2 separate regions of the Mus musculus genome follow, and region 2 is linked to region 1. Evidence: chromatin loops called from intact Hi-C (ENCODE). Cell type or tissue: gastrocnemius. All regions are shown on one strand.

Evidence for each region. Hi-C counts contacts between places; a loop is a spot of excess contacts. Peaks named below come from ENCODE experiments on the same cell type or tissue, not always from the same donor. Only the 100,000 strongest peaks of a DNase experiment are listed, where the experiment ranks them.
Region 2: a loop joins it to region 1, with 8 times the contacts of the local background. A loop is called at or near these places in 17 of 42 quality-filtered maps.

The regions. Positions count from the first base shown.
Region 1 is chr19:29,060,233-29,068,232 of GRCm38, forward strand. Gm9895 (predicted gene 9895) reads left to right here and starts at 7,069. Exons shown (of 2, transcript NR_045687.1): 1 at 7,069-7,350. In gastrocnemius, a CTCF peak has its summit at 3,841 (motif pointing right); DNase peaks (open chromatin) are centred at 3,788 and 4,417; H3K4me3 peaks cover 2,521 bases; H3K27ac peaks cover 3,696 bases.
Region 2 is chr19:28,772,707-28,780,706 of GRCm38, forward strand. It overlaps Gm35922 (a long non-coding RNA gene), which reads left to right. Exons shown (of 4, transcript XR_877801.1): 3 at 6,726-6,802. Among named protein-coding and RNA genes, the nearest start is that of Gm35922, 17 kb to the left of the region's middle. In gastrocnemius, a CTCF peak has its summit at 4,309; DNase peaks (open chromatin) are centred at 4,394 and 5,214.

The DNA.
Region 1 (8,000 bases):
AATAGCAATGAACTGCCTGTAGACTGTGAGCCTGTGTGAGCTGCGAAAATGACCCTTTCTCTCCCAAATATTTTCTGGACCGCTCACAAACCAGACAATGTTGCAGTGAAAACATTTGAACTTCCCAAGCAACTCTTTTGATCCAGGCTTTTACCTCAGCAGCTGCGATCCTTTCCAAAGCCTCCGGGAAACAACCCTGTGATCTTATTAAAATTCCTTAGTGATGCCTTAAAGATAGTGTCAAAGGTCACCCAAATCTGGCCAATGAAATGGCGCAGCAGACAAGGAGGCTCCTCAAGTAGTCTGAAGACCTGAGTTTGACTCCCCCCGCCCCCGACCCCAGATCCTCATGGTGGAGAAAGAAAGCCTACTCCTGCCCATTGCACTCTGACCTCCACACACACTTCAGCACCCCCACCCCTACCTCCACCACTACCCCCACCCCTCTCCCCACTCCCATCCCCACCCCTACGCATTAACTTTTTTTAATCACCAAACTCCTACACATATATAGCTGGTATAAAGACAATGACTTCTTTCAGAAGGAGACTCCCACATTCTTGGGTGTGTCTGTTTCTTTCTCTGAACTTTCTGTTACCCCCCACACACACCTGTTTTAATCTATATTTAAAAATCTCTTCTAGGGCTGGCGATGTAGCTCAGTGGTGAAACGCATGCCTAGCCTGTGTGAAGCCTTAGGTTTTCTCTCTAGGATGATGGGGGGAGGGGGATAAGGGAGGGGAGCCTCGTTTAATAAACTACGGCTCTGTTTTGAATAGACTCATTCTGAGATCGTTTTCTGCAGTTTTACCTGGGAGGAGAGAGGCCTCTGAACACTACTGCCCAGGCTACAGAAAGCAGGAGTGTGGACCTGCCGCCGCTCACAGTGAATTACGTCAGGTTAGCACAGACCTGAAGTGAAGGACGCCGTGTGAAGAGAATGCAGTGGAGAGCACGTGCTCATATTTTATTAAGGGAAATGAAAAATGGTACAATACACAGAGAGGGAGATTTGACAATATTTAAGTACGATTTCATAGATACCTATCTGTTAATACAGAAATCCCATTTCTAAGACTCTCTTCTCAAAGATATTCTAGCGATCTCAGCACGCTGGTACAGGTTTGTAACTAGCACTCGGGTGACTGAAGCAAGAAGACTGAGAGCTCAAGGCTAGCCTGGGCTACATAGAGAGTATGTATGTAGCCTGTTTCTGAAAGAAAAGAATCTTGGAAAAAACAAAAAACAAAATAAAACAACAACAACAAAAGCATCTTTAAAACAAAAGAATTCAATGAACAATGCTTGAGACAATGGGAGAATTGGGGAGGGGGTGGGGGGAGAACCCCCAAATCTATTCATCGTAGATGGCTCTGAGTAACTGTGACAGTTTGCGTATGCTTGGCCCAGGGCATGGCACTATTAGACAGTGTAGCCTTGTTGGAATAGGTGTATCACTGTGGGCAAAGGTTTAAGACCCTCATCGTAGCTTCCTGGAATCCGGTATTCTGCTAGCAGCCTTCAGATGAAGATGTAGAACTCTCAGCTCCTCCTGCACCATGCCTGCCTGGAGGCTGCCCTGCTCCCACCTTGATGACAATGGACTGAACCTCTGAACCTGTAGGCCAGCCCCAATTAAATGTTGTCCTTATTTAAGAGTTGCCTTGGTCATGGTGTCTGTTCACAGCAGTAAAATCCTAACTAGGACAGTGATCTATTTATGACCTATGAAAACAGGTAAGAAACATCCCTGTATACCTGTGTATACCATATATACTGAAACTGAAGAAGAACTAATGATCTTGGAGAGAGAAACTGTTGAGGACCAGGCACTGGGGAGATGTCTCTGAGCCTGACTGGGGGTGGGAGAACAGCAGATATACAACCAGAGGACCTGAGTTCAGATCCCTAGCACCCACTGAAAGAGCAGGTATGGCCACTGGCACCTGCAACCCCAGCACTGAGGAAGGGGGAATGAGGCGTGGAGACTGGTTGATCCTGGGGCCTGCTGTCCAGCCAGCCTAGTGAAAACCAGAGTTCCAGGTTCAGGTTCCTTTATCTTAAGGGAATAAGGCAGAGAGCAAATGAGGAAGTCACCTGTCCCCTGACCTCTCCCGGCTGGCCTGGCCTTTGTGCACTTATAAGGGCATCCTTACACACACACACACACACACACACACACACACACACACATAAACACACACACACACAAGCACACCCATCTACACATCCTCACATACACAAAGACTGTTACAGACCCGAGCAAAATATCTTTGAAAGCCATGCACTGCCCATCCCTGTGTCTGACCCAGGATGTATTCTTAACAGACCACCAGTTTCCACCAACCCAGAAGTTAGGATGTTAGCAGATCACATCTGGGACCTATAACAAAGGTTCCCTGCTTTGCTGTAGCCTGCCTAACTGTTGTCTCCACCAGTGTATTTGGTAACTGTCTTGACTTATGACTTTGTTCCATAATTAATACATCTCATGTGGCCCTTTGCAGTGGGATCTATCTTTCTGGTCTGCTTGGATCTGTGTTCCTGGGCTGTGGTCACCCACATTTGGCTCCAGAATAAACTATCCCATTTGAGGCAAGAACTGTGTTTTGTATCAACAGCAGAAGAACAGAGTGAGAAGTTTCTCCATGCCCCTTAGGGACAAAGAGTGGACATCCAGAAAAAGTCTGTTTTTGACTCCAAATAGCACCCACAGACATATATCTGTGGAGAAAGTTACACAGATATAAAAGGAATTCCAGGGGCTGGATCAGATCAGCTGTGGGCATGGTGTGATGTCATATAAAGAACGGGCTAGTCTGGGGCTCAGCAGGAAAGCCATGTTCATTCCCAGCAAAGCAAAACCAATACAAAACAAAAGGACTTAGAAGGCCAGGGGTCCGGCTCGGTGCATGAAGACGCTTGCTGACAGCAGTGATGACCTGGGTTCAACCCCCAGGACCCACGGGATAGAAGGATGCTGAGAAGGGGACCTATAGGACCTATACCTGTTTCTTATATTCAAAACCAAGTCAATCCAGGACATGAATGGGAGCCCAGGGCTCACCTGCAGCCATAGTTAAAAGCAGGGCAACAACATTCATATCATACTCACACCCCCATCTTACACTAGTAATCAAACCTAAGCCTTCAGTTGCCTACAACTGCTCTGGCTGTGGCTCCTCGTGCTACCTGCAGAAGTAGGGGAGTCCCAGGCCCCATTGCCTTTACAGATTTTTCGGCTTTTCTCTATATTTACTTTTTCCTCATGGATTTCCTGTTCCTCAGAATCACCTAGATGAGTCGTCTTTACCCTTCCTAATGTTGTGACCCTTTAATATAGTTCTTCATGCTGTGGTGATCTACGACCATATATATATATTTTTTGTGCTACTTTATAGCTGTAATTTTGCTACTATTATGAATGGCAATGTAAATATCTGTGTTTTCTGACGATTTTAGGCAACCCCTGTGAAATATCCCCAAAGGGGTCGCAACCCACAGGTTGAGAACTGCTGAGTCAGCCATTCTGTTTAAAAATACAGGTTCTCAGGACCTATTCTAGTCCATTAACTACAATCTTTTTAGAGGAGAGTCTAAAAGTCTGAACTTCATCTCAGGATGATTCCGGCTTGTGCCTAGTTTTAAGAAGTACGGCACTAGACAGGGCAGTGATGATATTCCTTTCACTGAGGACACAGCGCCTGGCACTTCACCAACACACCTGACTGCTTTCAGAATGAATAGGCGGAATGAGCTGCCCCGCCCCCACTCTACCCACGTGGCCGTGCCTGGCCAATGAACATTCAGTTGCTAAGATTCCACCTACCGGCAGGTGGCGCTGAGTCGACGTAAATGCCGTCCCAGGAAATGTTTTGCTGGAAATTCAAGCCTCAAAGGCAGCTCAATTGGATTATATTTTTACGTATTTACTTTGTCTGTAACTCTCACTTGTATGAGTAATTTGGTTTCTGATGGCGTGCTTTGAATGAGAGAAGCCAGGGAACGCAACCTGACAAGGCCTGGGAGGTAATGAAAGGACTGGATGGACACTCCTAATGGTCCTAGTTTTCATTCTCTATGAGCAAGCACTGTGTGTTATGAAATTACTCAAAGACACAAATGAGTCTGCCATTTCAGTAAGAGTGTAGCTAGCCTGTAATTTCTGTTAGTCATCTACTGTTTCCTTTATGGGTGTTTAATTGGACTAACCTTTTAAAACCATTTCCCTCACAAAGCTGTCTGAAGGGCTGTCTTGGCAGTCTTTTGAGACGTGGGAAGTCAGCCCACAGTTAAAGGCTGGGGCTCCGTAGCCAACGCCTCTTCCCCTTCCCCCAAAGGGCATCGGCGTGCAAGTGACTGATAGGGCTGGCCTGAACCAACAGCCAACTATCAGGCAAGACCATGGCCCCGGCTGAACTGGTTTCTTCTGCCAGCAGACCTTCAGCCAGGGGCCCTGAAGGAGGAACCATCCTGAGGTGCTTGCTGTCTTCCCAAGGCTCCAAGCCCAAAGCAGAGAGAATTGGGACTCGAAGGAGGAAGCAAGGAGTCTACAGCACAGACTCCTTGCACAAGAGGGCGTAATTCAAGGGAATCACACAGTTTAGGTCACACCATAGCATAGAGTTCCTGGGAAAGAAGAGAGGAGAGCAGGGAGGGGAGGGGTGGAAAGGGGAGGAGAGGGAGAGGGAGAAGGGAGGGGAGGGGAGGGGAGGGGAGGGGAGGGGAGGGGAGGGGAGGGAAAGGAGAATCTATTAAATTAAATGCTTTAAGGGCTCGGTGGTGGTGGTGCATGCCTTTAATCCCAGCCCTTGGGAAGCAGAGGCAAGTGGATCTCTGTGAGTTCAAGGCCATCCTGGTCTACAGAGTGAATTCCAGGACAGCCAAGACAACACAAAGAAACCTTGTCCCAAAAATAAACAAACAAACAAATACTGTGATGACTAATACCTTGTATGATAATTTTTTTAAAACAAATACTATAAAATAACAAAAGAACGGATACAATTTCTCATTTTCTTCCTTGAATAACCTGGTATACAGTTAGATAGGAGCCAAGCAAAACAGGCAACCAGAAGCCAGTGTGACCCAAACTGACTCGTAGGGGGGTGTCCTGTTTGGAGGTGTCTGGTATGAGCATAGGAGCCCAAGTGGCATGAAGACTGCATACAGATGTGTTTGAGTTAATGGGGGGCAGAGCTTCCCATTCCTGAAGAGCTAACATGCAACTCTAGGGAAAACTCTAGGGAAAGCTGCATGGGGTTGAGCTCAGAAGCATCAAGTCCACTGTGTGTGTGTGGAATAAATCTAGAGGAATGCCCGAGTCCTTACATGGTCATGTCCACATAGCCCCAGTTTTCTGCACTGGAAGGGAGGGAGATCAGCTGTGTTCTGGTTTCTAAACAGAATCCTTAAAAGGACCAAGACCCCTTAGGTTAAACGAGTGGCTGACTGTAAGACTAAGAAAAGTAGCTGGGTTCTTCAGGGCGCTCAGGCAGGATTGCAAGTACAAGGTCTTCCAGGACTGTAGTAGGAGACCTTGTCTCAAAGTGAAAAGTAAAACAGGGGCTGGAGAGGTGGCTCAGAGGTTAAGAGCACTGATTGCCCTTCCAGAGGTCCTGAGTTCAATTCCCAGCAACCAATTCCCAGCTCAGGACCATTTGTAATGCTATCTGATGCCCTCTTCCGGCATGCAGGTGTGTATGCAGAAAGAACACTCTTTCATGTTAAATAAATAAATCTTAAAATAAATAAATAAGACAAGAGCCAGAGATATGGTTCAGGGTGGGAGATCTTCAAGCACGCATGAAGCCCTTGGTTCAAGCTCAGCATTGTAAAAATAAAGAAAAATAAATAAATCACCAGTACCGTAAGTAAAATAAAATAAAAATGAGCCTGGAAAATCTTGTGCCAGAAAGTAAGACCGTGCGGAGAGAGGGATGCTTAAACTAGCTTAAACTAGCCTCAACTCTTCCTGCTGGCCAAAGCTGGGTTAATCTGAACATCAACGGAAGTGACTTTGTACTTCACAATCAACATTTATATGAAGCCATATAAGGAAATAGAGAGACGTTTTGATTTATAGTATCTAAGTTCATTTACTACAAAAGAAAAAGTGATTTACAATCAAGAAGTCTGGTGGATGTCACCTTAATGATGTCATTGAAGTACAAAGCTCAGTGGTCCGACCTTTGAGAGCATGCTTGCTTCTTTAGTGGTTCACAGAAAGATATAGCACAAGAGTCTAATCATGATAAAATTCCAAACTGTGGTCTCAAAATGATCAACGTCAGGAAAGACCAGGAAAAAAAAAAGTTAAGGACTTTTCCAGATTGAAGGAGACTAAAGGACAAATGACAACCCCAGGCAGTGTGTGATCCTGAACTGGTTTCTGTGCTGTGACATATGATAGGAACAGTAGATGGGACCAGAACGAAGCAGAGCTGTATCACACCGGTGCCTGGCTGTGATTTTCTCGAATTTTCGTAGAATTGACACAAAAACAGAACTCTTGCCTCAATGGCGGTAGATCTAGTTTGTGCTGAAGTGACCAGGACCTGGGAATAAAGACTCAGGTTATACCAAATCCAAGTCCCACTTAGGAGCTGCATAGTTTGTTTGTTAGCAGAACAAAGAACACAGTCATACATAAATCAAGGCCCTTTTCAAAGGTATTGGTGCTCCGTTAAATAGGCAGTTACAGCCAAGCCAGTGGTCTTAGCTGCAGGCCTCAGATGCAATCGGATGAAACTCAGGGAGACCACGACCTAAGGGAAAGAAGGCTCGCAGGGAGCCTCCCTCCTCACAGCTCTTTGCACTGTTGAGATTCAGAGACAGCCCCTTCCTTATAAGGTACAACAATGAAGCCCTTGGTTTCTGTTCCCGGCTCCTCTTCTGTCTTCCTTATCTCAGTAACTGGCACTGCCTTTTGCTCAAATTGTTTACTAGAACACTGGGCGTGGTCAGAAGACTGGGCGTGATCTTCAGTTCAGCTCCTCCCACTGGCCATTCGGTTCATCAGCCAGCCCAATCAGGTCTGCCTCCCAGCTCTCTCTTCACTATGACCTTCTTCCCCCTTCCATGTAGTTTAAGCTGCTGCCTAGAGCGTTTGGACAGCCTTTTTCTGCTGCCGGCCAAGCTGTCTCTCTGCCTTTTCCACACTGCACCTCACCCAGCAGTCAAAGTAGGCAGTCCCTCGGATTCCTACCGCAGTGCTCTGGCTCAAGACCTTCCGGCACTTGTTACATATGTATCTTATTGTGATTCTTCTTCACCTTGTTCTCTGACTGCCCCGGTGGGACAGCGATTCTTGGTTGTTCACCCTTCAATCTCTCTGGCTTACAAGAAGAGGTAAGTTAACAGGTGTGGGCTTTCTGTTTTGTTTTCATTTGGATTTTTGAGACAGGATCTCTTTATGTAGCTCAGGGACATCCTGGAGCTCTATATCCTGAAACTCACAGAGATTCTCTCACCACTGCCCCGAGTAGTGCTGGGATTAAACGTGTGCCACCATGTCCAACAGTGAATAGATTTTTTTTTAAATATACATATCAGGCTAAGGAACTTTAATTTGAGTCATCAAACAAAGAGGACCTGACACATATCAGAGAAAAAGATGAGGAGGCTGAAAAACATGATTTTGGTCTCCCTTTAAAAAAAATTATTTATTTAATGTATTGAGTACACTATCACTGTCTTCAGACACACCAGAAGAGGGCATCAGATCCCATTACAGATGGATTGAGCCACCATGTGGTTGCTGGGAATTGAACTCAGGACCTCTGGAAAAGCAGTCAGTGCTCTTAACCACTGAGCCATCTCTCTAGCCCTTGATCTCCCTTTATTGACCATTCTCCAGTTGACATAAAATTCTAGAAGTCAAGCTGGGATTGCATAGAGAGCATTTCAAAGAAAACTCCACAGAATTTCCTGTCTTTTTCATATTTTTCATATTTTGTGCCTGTTGCTGGAGGTTGAATGTAGGGCCTCATTCATCTTAA
Region 2 (8,000 bases), 290 kb before region 1:
CTTTCTACTCTCTATTATAGATAATAAAAACCTCTGTCACATACCAAAAAAGATAATTGTTTCAAAGAGAAATGATTTCAGAAATAAGGGGGCAAACTTCAAATTATCACTGCCCATCTAAAATGTCTGGTGACAAGAGAGTCTGCTGTGAAAGATAACAATATTTTCAAAAACACCGAAGGAAGGAAGAATAAAAGTGTCAGAGCTGAACACAAAGGCAGTTTCGGTTTGCCTGCCCCCCTTTGTGTGATCAGAAACACCTGCTGTGCCTAGGAAGCACGTGATTTCTCTGGGCCCCTCCCCAGAGAGTCTGAGTCAGTAGAATGGAACTTGAAAACACAGGGGCTGGAGAGATGGCTCAGCAGTTAAGGACACTGACTGCTCTTTCAAAGGTCCTGAGTTCAATCCCCAGCAACTACATGGTGGCTCACAACCATCTGTAATGAGATCCGATGCCCTCTTCTGGTGTGTCTGAAGACAGCTACAGTGTACTCATATAAATAAAATAAATCTTTAAAAAAAAAAAAGCCTTTTCCCTCGCAGTACTCGAAGGACATAGGCTTCATTAAGTTGGACTAAGCAACCTTCAATGGGTTCGACTGACTACCAAGTGGAACCGATCATGCTAGTCTTTGTGCACAAAGAATAAAAATGTGAAGACCTTTAAAAAAAAAGAAAAGAAAAGAAAGAAATTTGAAAAGACACACACACAAAACCACAACCACCACCACCACCACTGCCACCAAAAGCCCTTCACACTTAAAAGCTGAGAATCAGATGTAGGAAGTCTACTGAAGACATTGGAGGAGTATCAGTCAACCACGTATAAGCATATAGTCACTGTAGTGAAAAAAAAAAGAATATGAATTTAATGAAGTTCTAGAAGAAGAGAGACAAAACTTTTCCCATAGTGCGGTGAGTAGAGATGGATTTTCCCAGCAACGTCTGTTCTCTCAAAATGTCTCTCAAGTTGAATGAGGAGAAGCAGCAGGTAAGTATGACACAGGAAAGTAGACCAGCCTAGGAGCTGGAGAGCCCTGCACTGTTAGACAAACAATATGGAAGGGCAGAGAGATGGCCTCAGGATAACTAGTCTCTGAGGTGACAGGACTGTGCAAGGCTGAAAAGACAGAAGAGAGCCAGGGAAGTCATTGGTCAAAGGAAGAAAGCTAGTCATTAAAAACAGTATGAACAAGTGAAAGAGAAAGCAACAGAACTTGGAATTGTTTTTATAGGAATTATATACAATGTCCATGGAAGGTTTGGCGACAGAAAAATAAGTAAAGATACATTCCATGTGATTTTTATATTCTACAAGAATTCTAAGATGGCAAAGTACTTTGACAGGCAGAAAGAAAGAAAGAAAGAAAGAAAGAAAGAAAGAAAGAAAGAAAGAAAGAAAGAAAGAAAAAAAGAAAGAAAGAAAGAAAGAAAGAAAGAAAGAAAGAAAGAAAGAAAGAGAGGGGGAGGGAGGGAGGGAGGAAGGAAGGAAGGAAGAACAATGTGGTGCTGTTGTTTGGCTCTGTGATGTCACCCAAAGGCCCTTGTGTTGACGGCTTGGCCTCCACAGTAGTTCTGTTGAGAGGTGGTAGAAGCTTTAAGAGGTTGGGTAGAGTGAGAAATCTTCAGGCCACTGAAAGGATGCCTATGAAGGGCACTCTGGTCTATTCCTTGCCATATTCTTTGCTTTCCAGCCATTGGGCAAACTCCTTGGAGTTTGTTGTTCCCATGGTCATAGACAGCCTCTTCACGGGTCTAGAAACTACAGAGTCACTCAACCATGGGTCAAATTCTCAAAAACTATGAGCCAAAAATCGATCTTTTCTCTTTATTAGTCAAACCCTTCAGGCTTTTGTTATAGTGACAGAAAACTGACTCACACAAGTGATTGTTACTTGTAATATTTCCTGTGGCTACCGAAGTTGTTCAGTCTCTTCCTGGCTTGAACGTTACCTGTGGAAGACTGGCATTCTCTTTGAATCTCCAGTGCATAGCACAATGCTTGGTAGATAATAAGTGCTCACCAAATGTGTAAATGGATGGATAGATGGGTGAATGGATAGATGGATGGTTGAGTTAATGGATGGGACTGAATTAATAGGAATAGGTTGGGTGGATAGATTGGATGGATGGACTGATTGGATGGTTAGATGGATTGTATGTATGTGTGTATGAATGCATGTATGTGTGTGTCATGAATGGATTGGACTGGAAAGATGAAATAATGTATGATACATGTTGATGGATATGTGCATTCATGCATTGGCTGCATGGGTTGAATTGATGGGTTGAACCAAATGAAAATGGGTAGATGAGTGGGATTGAATGGATAGATATATATTGATTGGGTTGGATGTTTGGATGAGTTGGATGGATGGGTGTGAGTTCAGCACCATTCTCTGCCCATCATGTCGGAACCAGTAAATGCTCAACTAGGACTGGAGCATATTACAGCATTAATACCCCTCAGGACCGTGCATGAGCCTCCAAATGGCACATGTTCATTTGCCTTCTAGGAGATACATCTTGCCTTATTTTACTTGGTAGGACAGTTACCTCCCTCTTTCCCTCAGTTCCAGGACCACATTCTGTCTGTTTTGTATTGTTAGGGTCAGGCATCCACAGCTACATCCCCAAATCTCCAAATGCTTGTAGGATTTGGCTTTCTGCTAAATGCTAGCAGAAGGAAGAGACATTGTTTATTCCTCAGACTCTTTTGTAGCTGCTGGTATTTGTGGAAGCAGATATGGCCTTTCAGTGATCCAGCCTTCTGCACTAACTGTGGATCCTCATTGTTGCCAACACTGGCGAGGGTGACTGTGCTCAGCATTCCTAGTATTGGCTGGCCTAGGAACTGAATCGTATATTTTAATGATGGGTTTTCTTCCCTTTTAGTCTCTTGGTCCTTGAGGCTGACCACTACATCATACAGATACTGATCTCTGAATGCCACACAGTGTCACATTGCCATCTCCTCCTCTTGCTTCTCTAGTTCTCTTATTTGCTTTTCCTTCCAGGCCTCCTAAGTCCAAGATCTACGTTAAGTCCATAATTCTGAGCATGGTAGAGTCATTTCTGTTCTTCTGACAAAACCCTAACTGATAGATTTGGTAAAGGTGAGAGAAATATAATTATACAAGGTATCAAAAAACTCGGGTTTGAGAGCATTTCATTTGTTCTAGAAGTTAAATGGTTCTAAAATAGAGATTAAATGGGATAATTGTATCACTGTTAAGTAGTATATTACTAGTTTGGATCATAACTGCCCTCCAAAAAGCCCATGTGTTCAAGCCTCAATGGCCGCATCCATGGAAGCTGTAGACGTTTAGTATGTGAGGGGTAGTGGAAGGAGGAGAGTTCCCTGGGGCACATGCTCTTCAAGGATGCTATTTTTCCACTCTTTGCTTTCTGGACACCATGAGGTGACAAGTCTTTTGCACTGTATTATGATCCTGCTGTACTATGCCAAACTGCCACAAGCCCAGAGCGACATGGCTAAGTGCCCATGGACCTCTGAAATTGCATGTCAAAAATGTGTGCTTTCTCCTTGTGAACTGCTTATCTTAGGAATTTCTTCCAGTAGTGGAAATCTGAAGGTTGTACACAGTGGTGATTAGAATATTCCAGACAACCCAGAATAGTCCCTCATTTTTCTTGTCTTAGTATTATTGTTGTTTTCTTAATCTTTTGTGTGTTTCGAGACAGGGCTTTACTATATAGTCAAGGCTGGCTCCAAACTCACTAGAAAGCTAAAATTCCAAGTCCCAGGATTACAGGGCTGAGTGACCACACTCACTGCCCTGAGTTCTTTGATTTAGTATTGGGATGAGACAGCCAAAGAGTCCATGGGAGAGACTTGCAAGAAAAGTGAAACTTTGACCACATCTTCTTGTTGCTGTTTTAATTTTGCTTTTCACACAAACCTACAAGGATCTCTTTCTCATAGATTATTCTATGAGTTCCAAATGACCTATAATTCTATTGTTCCATGGTTTCCTTAGTATTTTATCAGGTTTATTATCCATCAAAGCCTTGCCTGGGTTGATCTGAGTGTTCGTTGGGATGCCCAGAGAAGTCGAGGTATCAGGACTCCATACCTCCTAATCTCCAGAGTCAAACTGCTGAAGTAAGGGAGTTAGCATTAATGCATTTTTTTTCTGTTGCATAGATGATTAAACCTCTCAAGATCAAGGCCCTTGTACCTCTGATGTAATTGCAATTGCATCTAACATGGCTTAAGCAGAAAAGCCAAGTCTATTCCTTTCCCAGTGTTCCGTGTGAGGGAAGATGCTCATGATGACCAGGTGGTGTCACTACCACCTAATTAATATATCCAGCTCCTTGGAAATCGTGTCCCACAACTGCGCTGGACTTCTCTTGAACTCTGATTCTATGCTTACACTTCCTGTTTGCCTCCCTTTCTCAAGTGCACAAACTTTGCCAAGAAAACCAGGGACTCTACACAGCTTGGGTTCTCTGAGAGCAAGCAGTGGTGTGTGTTCTGGTGGCCAGGCCTCACTGGAGAAACAAGACTAAAAGAGAGCAGAGGTCATCGCACTAGCTTCCTGGTGTTTGTATCCTAGTGACCAGGGAAGGATCCACTTAATGGACGAGTGAGAGAAGCTGGGTTCGACCTCTTTGTCTTCTTAAATCACCCTTTACAATCTTGCCAGTTTTCAGTAACATTTGAGTTGAATAAAGCTGAATTTTCTTTTTTATGTCTACCACTGCTATACCATTGTTATCCCTGGATAAGCAAATATCTAAGTTTACTATGAAGTTCTTATTTTTATTTGTTGGCTTAAATCTTTTTGTGTAATATATTTTTATCATATCCTTTCCCCTTCCCCTAACTCCTCCAAGATCCTCCATAGCCACCCAACTTCATGTTCTTTCTTTAAAAAGAAATCAGAACAAACAAAAACAAAATAAACAAAAGCAACACACACACACACACACACACACACACACACACACATAGAGTCCATTTTGTGTTGACCATCAGCTCCTCAGAATGTCATGGAGTGTAGCTGATATATCTATCATTGCTCCATTAGAAGAAACTGATTTTCCTGTTCCCAGTGGGTATTACAAACAGCTTCTTGGTTAGAGGTGGGACTTAGTGTCCACTTCCCCTTCTCCGTGTCAGGATTTTGTCTGTCTTGAATGTGTGCCAGGCTTAACGCATGCTGCCACAGTCTGTGTGAGTTCATGTGTGCATCAGCCCTCCTGTTGTGTCTGGAAGGCATCCACCATCTCTGGCTCTTGGATCCCTGAGCCTTGAAGGGAAGAGTTTGAGAAAGACATTCTATTTAGGGCTGGGTTGGCCAAAGTTTGTGGCCATTGTTCATGTATGGGTCTCAGAGTTAGTTCCTCTCTGCTACAGAGGAAGCTTTTCTGACTAGGGCTGAGAGATATGCTGACATATGGGTATAGCAATACATTATTAGGAGCCCTTTTCATGTTTGCTTTCCGTTTTCTGTTTGTTTGGTTTTTTGCTACGCTTCTTTATAAAAATAACAGTAATAGCTGTCTTCCTAGATCCCAAGACCTCTCTAGTCTCAGGTCATGAACGATTATGACTCATCTGGGTAACAAAGAACCTGTGCATCTGGCAGAAGTTATTGGATTATTACTTCTAGTTATTCACAGGCTTAGGATGCTATGTCCTCCGATAGAATTGTTCCTGTACAAGCTCAGACCTGGAAATAATATTTTACCCTTTGTGAATTCCAATCCTCTGGTTGCACTAAAAATCCACAGAAACGGTTGGAAGGAAATAGAATCTAGATTTACGAGCTTGAAAGAGACCTTTAAAGGCCCCTGTAGCTCTTCTCTGGTAACAGCCGACTTAATCTCCGTCTGAGCCCCTGTGTCCAGCAAGGCTGGTTTCCTGGATAATCCCCCCTTCTTTGTGTTAACTGCAGGATCATTCTGTGTCTAGAGTATAAACTGCAACAAATTGAGGTATTGGCTAGCAAACAAATCTCCAGTAATAGAAGTAGACTCCCTCCTTGCTCAAAACAAAGGTCTTTCTTTTTCTGTTGTCCCAGGGAGAACCTGGGTCCCCCCATCACACCTAGGTTATGCCTCCCCTGCATTTACATCCCTGAAAATCCATCTACCTCAGTAGGCCCTCCTTACGTTCGCAGGATGGCTGGAGGAGTTCTGGTCTGCTAATCATCGTTGCACTTACAGGGCATTAAGCTCGTTCCTTCTATTCCCCACATGGTGCTAAGGAAGATATGACCACTGGAGGAGGCTGGGCTTTCATGAGCTCCATCAGGGCAGTGGTTCTCAACCTTCCTAAAGCTGCGACCCATTAAATCGCTTCCTCATGCTGTCGTGATCCCCAATCATAAAATTATTTTTGCTGCTACTTCATTACAGTAATTTTGCTACTGTATGAAATGTAATGGTAGGTCACCCCTGAGAAAAGGTTGTTTGTGACCTACAGGTTGAGAACTGCTGCATCAGGGAAGATTATTAAAACAATAGCCATGACTGCTGGAGAAGGCTGTGGTAGTTTGACTAAGACTGGCTTCCACAGAATCATGGTTTTATACCTGGTCCCCAATGGGTAGAAACGTTTGGGAAGGACTAGGAGGTGTGGCCTTATTGGAGAGGCTGTGGGCTTTAAAGTCTCAAAAGACTTGTGTCATTCTCCATTTTTCTCTCTCCCCTTCCCCCTCTCCCTTCCCTTCTCCCTCTCCCTTGTCCTCTAGCTCACGGTTGTGGATCAAGATGTAAGATGTCAGCTGCATCTTTACTCTGACTTCATGGACTCAAAACCTCTGAAACTGTAAGTCAAAGTCAATTCTATTTCTTTTTTTTTTTTTTTTTTTTTTTTTTTTTCTCACCAAGATGAGCAAGCAAGGAGTCTCTGGTTGATTGAAGTTCCGATGCTTTCTCCACATGGCATTTTTTTTTTAATAAGTTGTCTTGGTCGTGGTGTTTGGTTGCAGCAATAGAAAAGTAACCAAGTTGAATCCTGGCTAGTAAGATGGGCCTGGAAAATACTCTGACTTCCAGAAATCTTCGCTAACAGGGCAGAAGAAGAGTAAGAGCAAATTTTACTGGAAGAATTTCATGATAGCGGCTGGGTGCGGTTCCTGTCTCCTTGGCTACCATATATATATACATATACATATATGTGTGTGTGTGTGTGTGTGTACAGATACACATATAAACATTAGTAAAAATTAAAAAATAAATCTTAAAGTTTTAGTTTATTTTTTATTGGATATTTTATTTACATTTCAAATGTTATCCCCTTTCCAGGTTTCCATCTTCCACCCCCCCAAAACCCTTTCCTCTATCCTCTTACGCCCTGCTTCTATGATGGTGTTCTCCCTCCTCCCACTCATTCCCACCTCTCCACCCCAGCATTCCTCTCTACACTGGGGCAACAAGCCTTCATAGGACCAAGGGCCTCTCCTCCCACTGATGTCCAACAAGGCCATCCTCTGCTACATATGCAGCTGGAGCTATGGGTCCCTCCATGTGTACTCTTTGCAATAACGAACAGCCCAAAGTGTCTCCAAAGCTACCATTAGATAGCTTTGAAGTTATGAGTTGGTACTAAGCCAGAAGAACTGTCATAAACTATACATTTGGGAAAAAAAAAAAAACTAAGCTTCTGAAGTCCTCAAGGAGGTAGAAGATGAATTAAAGAGGAACCGTCACTTATACTTAACAGATTTGTGTGTATGAAATTAAAGTAAGAACACTTAAATTGGCTAAGGTGTAAAAGCCTTAGTCAGCCTAAACTTTCACAAGAGGATCTAGCAGCTATGAAGTGTCACTCTGGCTACTTGTCTATATGCTTTAGCTCATCAAATCTGAGTGTGTGTGTGTGTGTGTGTGTGTGTGTGTCCCACAACAAAGGTATTCTTTATTCTCCTCCATTTCCCATATGATATCATTTAGGTTTGGAAAAACTCATTTGTCCACATTAGAACATCTGATAAGGAATGAAGTTGAAATTCAATGCCAGGGAT